Linked DNA regions of Homo sapiens: region 2 is linked to region 1. Evidence: read pairs that join two places in POLR2A ChIA-PET (ENCODE). Cell type or tissue: MCF 10A. All regions are shown on one strand.

Region 1 (8,000 bases):
TCCATGGATACTTTCATTTGGTTCTTTACAACAAACATTGTAATCTAGGGACAGTGATGATTCTTATCTGAGTAAACAAGCTCAGAAAGGTTACCTGACCCTTTTTGTTTTTTTAAGACAGAGTCTCGCTCTATTGCCCAGGCTGGAGTGCAGTGGTGGGATCTCTGCTCACTGCAAGCTCCGCCTCCCGGGTTCACGCCATTCTCCTACCTCAGCCTCCTGAGTAGCTGGGACTGTAGGTGCCTGCCACCACACCTGGCTAATTTTTCTGTATTTTTAGTAGAGATGGAGTTTCACCACGTTAGCCAGGATGGTCCCAATCTCCTGACCTCGTGATGCACCTGCCTCAACCTCCCAAAGTGCTGGGATTACAGGCGTGAGCCACTGTGCCTGGCTGGTTACCTGACCTTTTTAGCATGAAATAGCTGATGAGTATCCAAGTCAAGACAGAAATTCAGGTCTGTCTGCTTACAAAGCTCAAGTTCTTTGCTGTTACCTCTTCATGTTCTTCTGAAATATTTTTGAGTTACATTCATCATAGGTAAAAATCTGGGCTTTAAGTATCTTTATGCAGCATCGTCTTCTGTGATGGCCTTTAACCTGTGCACTGCTGGAATGAGAAATGACACCTCAGCCTATAAAGTGGTCCTGTGTTGGAATCCAAAAAGAATCACTATGAGTCTAGTGTGTAGTCCCTTTTCTTTGTTAACCCTTAAGTATGCTTCACTCTTACTTAAAAGTAGTATCCTCAGTGTTAAGTTCAATGCTTACACATCTGGGTCATTTCAGGTCTGTTTTCTGGTTGCACTCTAGAATGTCACTTCTGGGAGTAGAATTGAGATGGGAAGGTGGGGTCACGGTGATTTTCTTTCAATAAATTTTGGTGTGAAAAGTGGAAAAAATTAATAAGGGGGTCTAAAGTGGACAGAGCAGCAAGAGGAATTTGTCACAAGTTTATTAAAATTACTGCCACAGAGAAAAGGCCCTCATGAAAAGCCACAAAGCTTCTTGCTGTCTTGCATAAATAAAGCTTAAAGGTTTCTATTTCATGTGGCAATTCAAAGTGCTTTTCATCAAGAAGGCACAGCAGTGCCTCTCATTGCAAAACATAAAGCCCCTAAAAGTTAGATTGCTCTCTCCAGTTTTTAAAAATGGAGGATGCTGAAATCTCACCACTTTGGAAAGTAAAAACTGATACTTGGAATTCATGCTAAGAAGATCTGAGGTACAAAGGAAGCCAGTGTGAAAGCATCCCACTCATCCATAAAGCCACATGCAAGCTGAGGTTTTGGGAATGCTTTTTAGAAGTTTTGGTCACGAGTTAATCAGTTCCCAAGATGAGAATAATTGGTGCTGTCTTGGTGTTACTTGTGTAAGAATTTCTTGTTCAAAAGACTTGCGCCATGAAAGACATAGGTGACAACATTAAAGGTTGCAAGCCGACATTACAAAACAAGTTTGGTAAGGGACCTGTCAGTAACAGGTACAAGCAAATATGTTATAGCTTGAGTCAGGCTGGAGCCAGGCTGCCTGCATGCTGTTCCCTTCTGCAGATGGGGAACCACTTGGTAAAGCTGAGATGGATTTGGAATTTAAAACTACATGGTGATTTTAGTATTTCATTTTCCTGCAAATCAGTTCGGATGATTCAAAACCAAACCAGATGGCCATGCAGCTACTATGAAATATCAGCTACAGGCCAATCTTTTATTTTTCTTTAGAACATTACCTCTTACAACAACCTTACTTTCCAAAGTGTCTTAAATACAGCAAAATACACTTCACTGGGGGAGAGTCTATGATATGCCTTTTTTTTTTTTTTTAACTGCCATTAGAATTCTTAGGAAGATCTAATGCTTCTCAGAACTCAGAAAGCCAGTATGTACTCAAAGGCTGGAGAATGTGGAGCAACTTGATAATCATCAGGAGTGGGTTCAGGGGATGAGAGGTTGTTGGGATTGCACTTTGTTGTCTGCTTTTCAATTGATTTTGTTTCTGACTAAAACTGCAGAAGGAAGCATGATGAAGACAGTTACAGAGCTGGGAAAAGAAAGTTTAGCAGGCCTAGCAGCCGATATAAGGTTGTTTTGGAAGAACTTTGTCAACTAGAAACATGATAGCCCTGCTAACTGCTGTTCTCTCTTCCCTTTTAACCTTTTTCCTTCCATATTTTAACTTTATATTTTGAAATACTTTTAAGCTTACAGAAGAGTGGGAAAAATAGAGAAAGTTCTTGTGTAACCTTCACCCAGCTTCTCCTCTCATTGACATCTTACATAACCATGGCAGATTTATCAAAACTAAGAAATTAACATTGATACATTATTATTAACCAAACTGCAGACTGTGTTCAGATTTCACCAGTCTCCCCACAAATGTCCTTTTTCTGTTCAGGATACGATTCAGGATTTCATGTTTTATTTTGTCATCATGTCTGCTTAGTTTCCTCCAACCTGTGGCATTTTTTTTTTTTTTTTTACCAGTCTTTCCTTGTTTTTCATGACTTTGACACTTTGAAGAACACTGAACACAATATTTTGGAAAATTTCAGTCAATCTGGGTTTGGCTGATGATTTCTCATGATCAGACTGGAGTTACGGATGTTTGGGAAGAATGCCACAGAAGTAATATGCCCTTTCTTATTCACATCATACCAAGATATAAATGATAAACACTTGAGTTATCATTCATGATGTTAGTTTGGATCAGGTCTCCTTTTTTTTTTTTTTTTTAAATTTCGAAACACTTATTTACCTTCCCACATCACCAGTCATCAATTGTGTCATGATTGTGACTATAGCTTCTCATGGAGAACATCCGTCTTTGGTCAGTACGTTAAAAGCCCCCGGTTTCACAGCCCCACAAGCCCTCTTTGCAATGACCTGGGTCCCCTTATTTTAAATAATCTACCTGTAAAGTGGGTTGCTTGGGTAAGTGGAGAACTTGATAGGACAAAGTAGAAGAGTACCTACATGAATGCTAGACACTCAGCAAATGTTCATTCATTCATTCATCTGGCAGCAATTAATTGAGTTGACCAATACAACAAATGTGTCAAGGCTGTTTATACATTTGTCTATTCAGTAAACAAATTTTTATTAAATGTTTTTTCACTTGTGTAATCACTTGTGGAATCAGTCAAAAAAATTACCTTACCAACTAAGAAAATCCAAATACCACTGCCAAAAACACAACCACCAATCAGTGATATAATAAATGGTAAAATATGGTAGTATCTTTTAAAAATCTTTTTTCTTTTCTTTAAACTTTTAAGTTCGTGTGCAAGTAGTATATTTTATTATTAATATTGTTGTTAATCTTATTATTATTGCCTCGAAAGATGAAATGGGTCCTTACTATAGGCACCTGTAGAGCCTTCCCTCAGGAGTTGTCAGGAACTGATATGTTTGAGATCTCGCCCTACTTGCAAGCTGTTACAATTTCATAAATGCTGTTAAAAAAACACAGATTTCTGAATAAGAGGCAAAGGATTTTATTAGTCACATCAAATAGCAGTAGTCACAGTACAGCATTTCCTTGCACCAGTTTCCTCAGCCCCAATTCCCACAGGGCAATATAAAGAGGGCCAAGTGATATTTGCACACGCAGTGGGTCAGTTACAGGAGATGAATCTTGAGCTTAGGGAACCCAAATAATTTATAATCAGCAGTAATATCTTCTCTTTGTTCCAGAGGGAGCCACTGTCTCAGTCTTTTAAGGCTGTTAACTATGCAAACATCCTTGGAACGCTAGTCTGGAACAAAGCCATTCAGTACCTCTGCTCACTAGATGTGCAGAAACACCAGATACCTATGGAGAATTGTGTCACAACAGGAAGTAGTACACAGCTACACAATGTTATCTGCCCTACCAAGAGTGATGAAAGAGGGGAAAAATTCCAAAAGGCAGGCATTTCCTGATTGAATATCTTTGCCTCTGATTCGCCATTTAGGCCTGCTTGTGCTGTTAAGACCTTACTCAGATTTTTAAGATGATAGTCTGATCTCTCACCCTGGAATGTATTCCAGAACAGGAATGCCTGTGTTCTTGGTATTAATGTAAATCTTACCTGTATTCTGAGACTGAGTTTCTGCCTAGATGCTCTTGCCCAGTCTAGTACCATGGACTCATACCCTGGCTTCCTTACTTGGCTTTCGCAATTGGCCTGCTTTTTCCAGTATGAACCAGTGTCTTGAATTTGAGCTCAGATTTCTTCTCTACGTTGGTTAATGAGTTCCTTTTCAAACGGTTATATTTTGGGGTTGAGGTAAAGGTTTTTAGAGTACTTCCAATCGTGTATGTAAGCAGTCAACTATTTTCCCTATGTGTAGGTCTGGCACCACAGACCTGTAGAAGTCTTCTCTTTAATTGTACCATTATTTTGAATGTAAAAAAAAAACAAATAAACATGTTGTTGTCATTGATCTGGCTGTAGATGCATATCATAAGATAGAGAGATCGCAGGCAAAAATGCTAGAGCTCTCATTTATAAAGGCAATTTCAATTTTCTCACCTCTTTCTATTCTCAGCCAAGTAACCTTTTTGGGTAATTTTTAATTTAAAAAATTTTTAATGGTGGTAAAATATGCTTAACATACTGTCTTAACCATTTTTAATTGTATATTTAAGTGGCATTAAGTACATTCACATTATTGTGCAACCATCACAACCACCCATATCCAGAGCTTTTTTATCTTGCAAGACTGAAACCCTCTACCCATTAAACAACAACTCCACTGTTGACTCATCCCCCCAGCCCCTGGCAACTACCATTTTACTTTTTGTCTTTATGAATTTGACTACTCTAGGTCCCCCATAAAAATGGAATCATACAATACTTGTCTTTTTGTGATTGGCTTATGTCACTCAGCATAATGTCATCAAGGCTCATCCATGTTGTAGCATGTGTCAGAGTTTCCTTCCCTTTTTTTAAACTTTTATTTTAGGTTCGGGGGTTCATGTGAAGGTTTGTTACATAGGTAAACACAAGTCATTGGAGTTTGTTGTACAGATTATTTCATCACCCAGGTATTAATCCCAGTACCTAATAGTTGTCTTTTCTGATCCTCTCCCTCCTCCCACCTTCCACCCCCAAGTAGACCCCAGTGGATGTGTTTTCCTTCTTTCTCTACATAAGTTCTCATCATTTAGCTCCCACTTATAAGTGAGAATATACAGCATTTGTTTTTCTGTTCCTGTGTTAGTTTGCTCAGGATAATAGCCTCCAGCTCCATCCATGTTCTCACCAAAGACATGATCTTGTTCTTTTTTATGGCGCATAGCATTCCATGGAGTATATGTACCACATTGTCTTTATCTAATCTGTCATTGATGGGCATTTAGGTTGATTCCATGTCTTTGATCTTGTGAATAGTGCTGCAATGAACGTCAGCATTTTTGTATCTTTATTGCAGAATAATTTATATTCCTCTGGGTATATACCCAGTAATGGGATTGCTGGGTCGAATGGTAGTTCTGCTTTTAGCTCTTTGAGGAATCTCCAAAATTGCTTTCTGCAACAGTTGAACACTCCTACCAATGTCGTATAAGTGTTCCCTTTTCTCTACAACCTCAGCAGCATCTGTTATTTTTTGACTTTTTAATAAAAGCCATTCTGACTGGTGTGAGATGATATCTCTTTGAGGTTTTGATTTGCATTTCTCTAATGATCAGTGATATTGAGCTTTTTTCCACATGCTTTTTGGCTACATGTATGTCTTCTTTTGAAAAGTGTTTGTTCATGTCCTTTGCCTACTTTTTAATTGGGTTGTTTGTTTTTCTCTTGTAAATTTAAGTTCCTTATAAATGCTGGATGTTAGGCCTTTGTGAGATGCATAGTGTGCAAATATTTCATCCTATTCTGTAGGTTGTCTGTTTACTCTGTTGAGTTTCTTTTTCTGTGCAGAAACTCTTTAGTTTAATTAGATCCAATTTGTCAAGTTTTGCTTTTGTTGCAATTGTTTTTGGTGTCTTTCATAAAATCTTTGTCTGTTCCTATGTCCAGGATGGTATTGCCTAGGTTGTTTTCCAGGGTTTTTATAGTTATGGGTTTTACACTTAAGCGTTTAATCCATCTTGAGTTTATTTTTGTATATGGTTTAAGGAAGGGGTCCAGTTTCAGTCTTCTGCATATTGCTACCCAGTTAACTCCACGCAATTTATTGAATAGGGAGTCTTCTCTCCATTACTTGTTATTGTCAGCTTTGTTGAAGATCAGATGGTTGTAGGTGTGTGGCCTTATTTCTGGGTTCTCTATTCTGTTTCATTGGTCTATATGTCTGTTTTTGTACAGTATCATGCTTTTTTGGTTACTGTAGCCCTGTAATATTGTTTGAAGTCAGGTAACATGATGCCTCCAGCTTTGTTCTTTTTGCTTAGGATTGCCTTGGCTGTTTGGGCTCTTTTTTTTTTTAGTTCCATATAAGTTTTAAAATAGCTTTTTCTAGTTTTGTGGAGAATGTCATTGGTAGTTGGATAGGTATAGCACCGAATATGTAAATTGCTCTAGGCAGTATGACCATTTTAATAATATTGATTCTTCCTATCCATGAGCATGGAACGTTTTTTCCATTTGCTTGTGTTTTTCTGATTTCTTTGAATAGTGTTTTATAATTCTCATTATAGAGATCTTTCACCATCCTGGTTAACTATATTCCTAGGTATTTTATACTTTTTGTGGCAATTGTGAATGGGATTGGATTCCTGATTTGGTTCTTAGCTTGACTATTGTTGGTTTATAGGAGTGCTAGTGATTTTTGTACATTGATTTTGTATCCTGAAACTTTGCTGAAGTTGTTTATCAGCTGAATGAGCCTTTGGGCCAAGATGTTGGGGTTTTCTAGATATAGAATCATGTTGTCTGCAAACAGACCTGATTTGCAAACAGAACAGTTTGACTTCCTTTATTTCTTTCTCCTGCCTAGGTGCTCTGGCTAGGACTTCCAATAATATATTAAATAGGAGTTGTGAGAGAGGGCATCCTTGTCTTGTGGCGGTTTTCAAAGTGAATGCTTCCAGCTTTTGCCCATTTAGTATAATGATAACTGTGAGTAGGTCATAGACGGCTCTTAATATTTTGATGTATGATCTTTCAATACCTAATTTATTAAGAGTTTCTTTTTTGTTGTTGTTGTTTTTTGAGACAGGATTTCACTCTTGTTGGCCAGGCTGGAATGCAATGGCATAATATTGGCTCACTGCAACCTCTGGTTCCCATGCTCAAGTGATTGTCCTGCTTTAGCCTTCCAAGCAGCTGAGAATACAGGCACATGACCCCACATCCAGCTCATTTTTATATTTTTTGTAAAGGTGGGGTTTCCCCATGTTGCCTGTGGCTGGTCTCAAACTCCTGGGCTCAAGTGATCTGCCCACCTTGACCTCCCAAATTGCTAGGGTCACAGGTGTGAGCTACCATGCCCAGCCAATTTATTAAGAGTTTTTAACATGAAGGGTGTTAAATTTTATTGAAAGCCTTTTCTGTATCTATGGAAATAATCATGTAGTTTTTGTCATTAGTTCTGGTTGTGTGATGAATCACATTTATTGCTTTGTGCATGTTGAACCAATCTTGCATCCTGGAGATGAAGCCTACTTGATTGTTGTGGATTAGCTTTTCCATGTGCCGCTGGATTCTCTTTGCAAGTATTTTATCGAGGATTTTTTCATTGATGTTCATCAGAGATATTTAAGTTTTCTTTTTTTGATGTATTTCTGGAAGGTTTTGGTATCAGGATAATGCTGGCCTCATAGAATGAGTTTGGGAGGAGTCCCTCCTCCTAATTTTTTGGAATAGTTTCAGTAGGAGTAATACCAGCTCTTCTTTGTACAACTGGTGGAATTCGGTGGTGAATCCATCAGATCTTGGGCTTTTTTTGGTTGGTAGGCTATTTATTACTGATTCAATTTCAGAGTCTGTTATTGGTCTGTTTAGGGAATCAATTTCTTTCTGGTTCAGTCTTGGGAGGGTGTATGTGTCCAGGAATTTATCCATCTTTTCTAGG
Region 2 (8,000 bases), 280 kb before region 1:
TACCAAACTGATAAATTTAGGAACAATTGACATGTATATAATATTTAGTCTTTTTATCTAGAAATATGACATCTTTCCATTTAGTCATGTTTCATTCTAATGTCATCAGTATATTTACATAGTTCTCCTTACATTTTTTGTTAAGATTACTTCTGGCTATTTAATGGTTTCACTGTTATTTTGAGTGGGCTCTTTATTCCATTACATTTTCTAATCAGGCAAAGCTGGCAGAGTACATACGAGAGCTCTTGACTTTTGCATCTCTATTTCGTATGGAGCGCTCCATGTTTTCTTAGATACGGTTTGTCACTTGAGTGTTCATGTAATAGTTATTTTGATTTATTGCATCTTTGCTTTTAGAAGTTAGAGTCAGGAGCCAAGTGGCTTTAGGGAAATTACTTCCTCTCTGTGCCTCAGCTTTCTTATCTGTAAAATAAGAGTAATGGGACCTACCTCGTAGATTCTTGTGAGGATTCAATGTGAGTGTTCAAGCACCTGGCACATAATAAGCCATCAGTAAATGTTAAGTAGCTATTACTATTATGATCTCTTTTTGACTAGGAAAATATCTAATTTGTGCCTCTTAATCTGGAAGGAGGCAATCAGATTCTTACTGCCTCTAGCAATGTACTGTAGAGGGCAACACAATTGAATTTTGAAATTAAAGAAAACTTTCATTTGCCTCTATTCTGTTACTGCAAACAAATTCCACCTCAGTGTGCTTTTCTGCTTTTAGTTACACAAATTCCTTTTTACATCACAGTATTCTTTTCCTTAGTGGCTCCTTCAGAGTTTCTCATTGTTCCTTACTGTGACACCCATCTCTAGTTCAAATGTGAAGTGGGAGGAGGTCCTACGTGAATCAGAGTTAGCTAGATGTGCTGGCCAGAGAGCCAGAAGCCCTCTTCTGATGTTATCCCTTAGTATTTTCTTTCCAGAGTCAGTGGATATCAATTTAGGCCTTAATCTGGCATTTTTCAACCTTTCTCCTGCATGACTCTGTGCTGGGTATCTCCATTAGCTAGGAAGCTCTGGAGATGGCAATTTCATGGACCACTGGCTTGGGGTTGTGACCTGCACTTTAATAAATACTACCCCAAGCCTTTCTTATCCTGTGACCTGCTGCTTCCGCAGACCTGGGCTCTGTTTCAGGGCCACTGCCTTTTCTTCTTTCTTTCATGCAAGTGACTTACAAATGAATTTTAAATAGCCAGTTCATGGTGAGGAACTTTTGAGATCATGTTCCCAGGACTATGCTCTGTCTCAGACATGTTTTACTTCTACCCAGGAAACCAGCTTCTTGTATCTCTTATCCAAGAATATTTTATACTCTTTTCTCAATTTTGGGGTGAAGTGTAGTGGCCTAGGGCAGGGACTCCAATTTCACTTTGGCAACTTGTGGAACAATTTATGCTTGTGGGGGGTTTTAAGGAAGTGCTAGGTGGCTTGGGGAGGGGGAGAACAAAAGCTTGGTTATCTGTTATAATATTTAACCTGAATGTGAAATGTGTGAACTCTGCCAAACAGAGTCTCACTGTAAGTGAAGCATTGCCAAGAAAATAATAGGTAGGTGGTTGTGTCTATTTCTTTTTTTTTTTTTAAATTACTGGATATTGTTCCCAATAGTCAGCAGTTGAGTACTAACCATTTTCTGTTCATTTCAGTACAGGCTGATTATTTTCCTTCTCTAGCTTATAGAGTTGTAATCCATGCACGTATAATTAAAATGATATCCAAATGCAGTTTTCCTTTGAATTTGTAGTGGCTGTGTGTGTAGGGAAGGTTGTTGCTTTGCTATAAACCACAGACCCAGAGTAAACCTCAGCTGTGCTGCAGCTATTTTGGACGACAGCTTTCTAGTTGCTTGTGTGTAATTGCCCATATTACATCATCCCAACCATTGTGAAATGTGCAAAATACAAGGCTTATCTAATGATTCATTTCAGGTGGACAGTTTCTTTTAAATTAATTTTAGGAGTGGTTCTCTGCACTAAACAGATCTCCCTACTTTGTTCTTGCTTTTTTGTTCAGGCCTACGGTAATTTAATGGTTGATAATTGATGTAGCAGAGAGAAGTGTATCATATTCATTGTGCCAGTAACCTTTACAGTCTACCTAAAATGTTCCATGGGATGTGCTTTCTCTTGGCGTAAGTAAAGAACCAAGGGGAGAAAAATTCCCTCCACAGCATATCAAGTAAGCATTAACCTCAAATGAAATTAATTTCCCTGTCATTGAGTAGCAGAGAAAAAAGCTATCTTCAACGGCTACAAGAGGCTTGGTCTTACTGGGGTTTCAGTTTGTCATATTATACTGTCTTTCATTATCACAGACATATACTATAGGGAAGACTTTCAATGTCTCTGTTGGTGGATTGCACTAACTCATCTTTAAGTCAGGTATGTGAAATTCAAGTAAGCCAAGACCTTCCAGTTTTTTTCTTATCAATGTTGAACATTCATAGGCTAGGTAATATTACATGTTTAGTCACCTACTAGTAAGATGAGGTGTTTACAACTAATATTTATCTTTGGCCTTGGACCTTCTACGTTGCTCACAGAGTACAGTTTTGTAAAATGCTTTATAGGTAATATTTCAAAGTGGACAAAAAAAGAAGATTGCTTAGAACCAGAAAGGTCAGAAATAGATCAAATAATCCTGGGACTTTTTATTGCTGAATAATGGACTTTGTAAATATCACATGTGACTATTAGACCAAATGAGACTACATAGAATTCAATATTAATTGGTTCAGTATCCGCTGATGGCCTGTTTGCAGGATTCAATGAAATTATATTATCAATACAATGTTTTATTGATTCCTTGGTTTGCAAAATTAAATAAACATAGCGTAAGCACTTGCAGTGGTAAGTTGTAGCAGGGAAACGGGTTTTGATTTGGAATTTGAAAACAAAATTAAAGGTGATTGAAGCAGAAAGCAGGCTGTGGCATAACATTTCTGCCAGCACTTTTGAAGTAACTGAATATATCTGGGTGTTTGGGAGGAATAAGAATCAGAGAACAGAGACTTTGGAGGAAGTGTTTCAAAATGCTTTCTTAAGGGTTATTTCAATACTAGCAACTCATTTTGTTGAATAGTTTAGTTTGCTTTACTATGGATATATTAATTTATTTCATTCTATGCTATTTTTTTCCAGTATCTATGCCATTCTTTGTGTTGTTCTAGATAATGGCTAAATAGTGGTCAGCAAAACTGACATAGTCCCCTGCCTTCATGGGGTGGGGGGACAAAACACCAACAATATAAAATTATAATGCTATGAAAGAAAAGAGCATATTATTATGAAAGAGTAAAATGGGGAAACTCAACCTAGTCTGGGGGAAGGGAAGTAATATTTGAGCTGACCCTTGAAGGGTGAGCAGGAGCTGTGAGGCAAAAAGGTGGGGGACAGGAAGATGGTTGACGGCTGGCTGTTGACATTAAACTCTTGGCCTAATCTCAGGGAACCATTTCCCACCCCTCCCCCACCAAGGTGGTCTGAATTTGAGTGCCAAAGTCTTGAATCCAACACACAGCCATTCGTTAAAAAAGTGGAAAGAGGCTGAGGCAGGAGGTGGTGGTTGTGGTAACACACAGAGTCTACCATGAATTCTGAAAAAATCAAATTCATTTCAGAAAAGCAGCCATGAAAAGAATCTGTTTCAAAGTAAAGAAAGAAGCAGCCTGCAGCCAGCTTCAGATGGATGGTTTGTGGCTCAAATCCATTCCTCCAGTTACTGCTCGATGGCCCTTTTGAGTCCATGCCACCTCCCACCCCCAACCAATGTCAATGGGTGGTGTGCAGATGCAGCTCAGTAAGATAGTGTTTTAGGGCATGCAAGGCTCATCTAGTCACATTTATAACATAGAATCAGAGTACTGTCAAGGCAATATTTATCATTTTATATTCTTTCTTGGCTACTCTTGATAAATAGGAGGTCAAGGGCCTCTTCCTCTTTATATTCCCTCTGGATAAACAGACAGCAGTCTCCAGAGAAGAAAGGCGTCTTTCCTTCCCTATTTTCTGCTTCCAATCTGTTTCTTTTTCCCTCTTTCTGCTCCAACTTTTTTTCTGTGACGTTCTGTCTGACAGTCAGCAGAGGGCGTATAGACGCATCAAAAGCCAGCCTTTATTCAACTTGGCCACCGTAATTTCATTGTCTTTATCTCTTCATCTTTACATTCCTCAAAGGCAGGGATACATCCTGGCGTTTTCTCTTTGTAATAGTACCATCAAGGGCAACCATTCCTTACCTATTTTATAAAGGTGGGCAAAAGCTACTGTCTAGATAAAGGGAAAGAAGTTGTGTTCCTGAGAGCTGGGAGGAAATGTGTGTGTGTGTGTGTGTGTGTGTGTGTGTGTGTGTGTGTGTGTATGTGACAGATCTCAGAGTTGTTGGTGCCCTACGTGACTCATTTGGGAAGGACTCGTTTTGCCAATAGCAAAGCAGACAGTCTGGGTTCCTCTTCTTCTTTGCTTTCCCGGGGCTGTTGTCCTGATAGCAGCTGCCCTGCTTCCTGACATGTCCTAATAATGAAGATGATGTGGCCAGGGGGAGATTCATCTTCTTCCCTAATCTGACTTCTTCATTGAATTTTCCCCTTACTGAAGTCCAAAGAGGATTGTCCCCTCTTAACTGTGTGCCCTTTTTACTCTGCCCAAGGTCAGAGAATCCAGCTGTGGCCTGTCTGCCTCCCACATCTCTGGCTGCAGAGAGTGATCCATGTTTGTCTGTGACAGCTGTGTGAATGGTACGTGAGAGGCAGAGGAGAGCTGTAGTTTAAGCTGCTCCAAAGATGTCTTGGTATGGCAGTGCTGACGAAAGGGGAGACTTGTTTGTGTCGATGACATAATCAGAGAAGACATCCATGGCCCAGCTGCAGGGAGTGAAGAAGTGTGCAGCTTAGTATAGTCTTCTGACAAAAGCCCACACACTTCAGGTTTATCTGCCCGTAGTGCTAATCTCCTTCTGATGTCTTAACCTGACTTTTGTTGTAGTTTGTTCAGACGGTTCCAGTGACAGAAAGAATTGCTTGGCTTGTGGTGGTTATACTGGCTAGCACGTTAATACAAGTGCAGGGTGTTTTATAACCAACTAGTCTCATAATAACTACACATGAAGAACAGGCAAGGTTTAGTTTAGCATATTCTGCCTATTGGAAAGCATCAGACACGGTTATAGCTCCTCATAAATAATACTGATGGCTCCTAAAGGCCATTTTTCATGTAAATTTCCTTACTGTTAGTGAGCTTGAAAAAGAACCGTATTGACGAACAGGTTATTTTAAAAGTAGAATGATTACTCAATAAAATACTTTTCAGCTTTTTCCTTTGGGGCTCTGGGGTTCCCCCTTATCTCAAGGATCCACGTGGGCAGATTGCATGTTAGCTGGAGAACCCAATAGACACATTCTTATTTCCATGCCAGCAAAACACTAATAATCTAAACACAAAGGACATTTAACACAGTAACTGTTTCTGATGGAGCAAGTGGTACTGCCAGCTCGCTTTCTCTTGGATGGCTTCTGTACGGTGAGAGCAGGATTGGGAGTTGAGCCCAGGCTACTCCTTAGTTTGTGTGGTATAAATGAACAACTTAAGAATAGTGTTTGTATAGTCAGGGTCATTTCTGCCCTTTCTCAATGGACTTGAAATCCTGGGCTGAATATTTATCCAGCTTGGTTTTGTGTTTTTGGAACAAAGGAAATTTCCAGTGACCAGTCTGGTTAATCACCAACGCTTATTCCCTCTTCACCACTATTTCGTATTGGATTTCCTTCTATACCAGTACATTGGATTTCCAATCACATCGAACCCTATTTGGCTGCCTTCCATTCACAGAAGATTAGATTCCCTTACACCTCACTGCCTCTCAGGATTTTTCTCTCCACAACGTGTAGAGTATTAGGTTCCCTTACATGAGTTGCTGCTTGTTAAGTTGTGTTCAGTGCTGCGTAGTATCGAATTCTCTTTCTCATCAGCAGTCACTGGGTTGTTAATTACACACTTGCAGATTCACTTCTCCTGCACATGCTGTGACACACAGCTCTCCAAAGCTCTGAACTCACACTTCAATGCCTTAGCCATATCTGCCCAGATTCAGTTTACTTCAGCTGTGTGGTATTGAACACCTATGCATCAGTCTGGGCTAGATACTGCGGAGTTTACAAAAATGAGTGCTGAATAATCCTTGCCCTCAAAGAGTTTACAATCTACTGGGGTGGATCCAGGGCAGGGCAGTGCATAAGATGAAGAATTATGTGCGTGAAGGTTAAGTATTGGTTTTACTCTTTTCCTAGAAACAGTTTAGTATCTGGCGTATTTAAAGCACCTTAGAAGGCAACATGTTCATCATAATGCCATTATTGCCACCATTCTGTTCCATAATGGGAAGAAAACATTAAAAACACAATTGTGTGAAAAAAAACCCTTTTACCAGGTTCCAATGCAGTTATTGGTAGAGTTGGTAGAAAACTCTTAGGTCTCTTAACAAACTCTTTTAACAGCCCTGCCTTCATACAGACTTAAGACAGTATTAGAAATCATATAATTCTAAGAGACATAAATTAGGCATAGAGAAATAAACATTGCTATGTAGACTGTGCTCTAACATGCCTTGACATTACTTGCAAACTAGGATCTATCTCTGTTGTATTTCTTTTGGTACCAAAATACTGTGCAATTTTATTCACCCCTGGAAAGAGAGGGAACCAAAAGTAATACAAAGTGGAGCAAGTCATGGTTTCCCACAAGCAACAGAAAGTGGAGAAGGCATTACCAGTTGTGATTTTATTGCTCAGCATTCTCAACTTCATTGCAAATTCACAATCTAGTGTCTCACAATGGTGTAAATATTGCCTAATACCTTCTTCATGTAGCTTCTCATTCCTTGAATGCTTAACATGTGCCAGGCACTGTTCCAGATGCTTTACTGTAGAATCCCAGTTATTGCTCATCATAAATGAATCTTCTCTGCATTTGCTGTAGATAAAGAAAAAAATCTAAGTTACTGGCAACAAAGGGATGTGTTTTTATCCCTTTCTGCCAATTCAACCAGAGCACTTCATTAATGCCAAATTTCTAATTTGATGTGAACAGCACTCCTAGCATAGTCTGAAGCTTGAAATGACAGTGATTTAAAAAGAAAATAGTTTAGAAAAAGACCTAGCTAATAAGAAAAGCTATTTGCTATAGGAATTCAGTAAAAACCCAAGCTTTGGTTTAAGTTTTTTCTTTAACAATAAAATATTGTGTCATTTTAAAAAAAATCCCTGGAAGGAAGGGAACCAAAAGTAAGTCAAAGTGGAAAGAGGTCACAGGACCAATGCTTTTGCTGTCTACCCAATCTTTTCTAACTACTCATATGTATTGTGTGTCTAAAATTCAGAGTATGATATCTGTCTTTTCTTTTTTCTTTTCTTTTCTTTTTTTTTTTTTTTTTTTGAGACGGAGTTTCACTCTTGTTGCCCAGGCTGGAGTGCAATGGCGTGATCTCGGCTCACTGCAACCTCCACCTCCTGGGTTCAAGCGATTCACCTGCCTCAGCCGCCCAAGTAGCTGGGATTACAGGCATGTACCACCATGCCCAGCTAATTTTGTAATTTAGTAGAGACGGGGTTTCCCCATGTTGGTCAGGCTGGTCTCAGACTCCTGACCTCAGGTGATCCACCCACCTTAGCCTCCCAAAGGGCTGGGATTACAGGCATGAGTCACTGCACCTGGCCGATATCTGTATTTTCTAACCTAATTGTGTAGCATAAAGAGACTTTATTAGTATGGAAAAGTGACAGCAACATTTAGAACTCATTTTTCAAAGGTGTGTTACTATTCAAAGCCTTTGGACCATAGCACCATTTCATTAGAATAATAGCATGTTGATCCTCAATTGAAATGCCCTACTTTCTTGTCCATGGTTATCACCAGTAGTCAGGGAGGTTTTCTTTTCCGAGGCTTGTCTTTAATCATATAGGGCTTGGGACTGTACTAGTTCAACCACTG

What was found. ChIA-PET counts read pairs that join two places held together with the same protein. Peaks named below come from ENCODE experiments on the same cell type or tissue, not always from the same donor. Only the 100,000 strongest peaks of a DNase experiment are listed, where the experiment ranks them.
Region 2: POLR2A ChIA-PET joins it to region 1 with 5 read pairs; 1 of 35 experiments calls an interaction of 5 or more read pairs at or near these places.

The regions. Positions count from the first base shown.
Region 1 is chrX:100,094,968-100,102,967 of GRCh38, reverse strand. No RefSeq gene overlaps it. Among named protein-coding and RNA genes, the nearest start is that of PCDH19, 310 kb to the left of the region's middle. In MCF 10A, no CTCF peak of the experiment used is centred here; a DNase peak (open chromatin) is centred at 3,797.
Region 2 is chrX:100,375,681-100,383,680 of GRCh38, reverse strand. The region is part of intron 3 of PCDH19 (protocadherin 19); the gene reads left to right. Among named protein-coding and RNA genes, the nearest start is that of PCDH19, 31 kb to the left of the region's middle. In MCF 10A, a CTCF peak has its summit at 4,086; DNase peaks (open chromatin) are centred at 1,870, 4,120 and 6,910.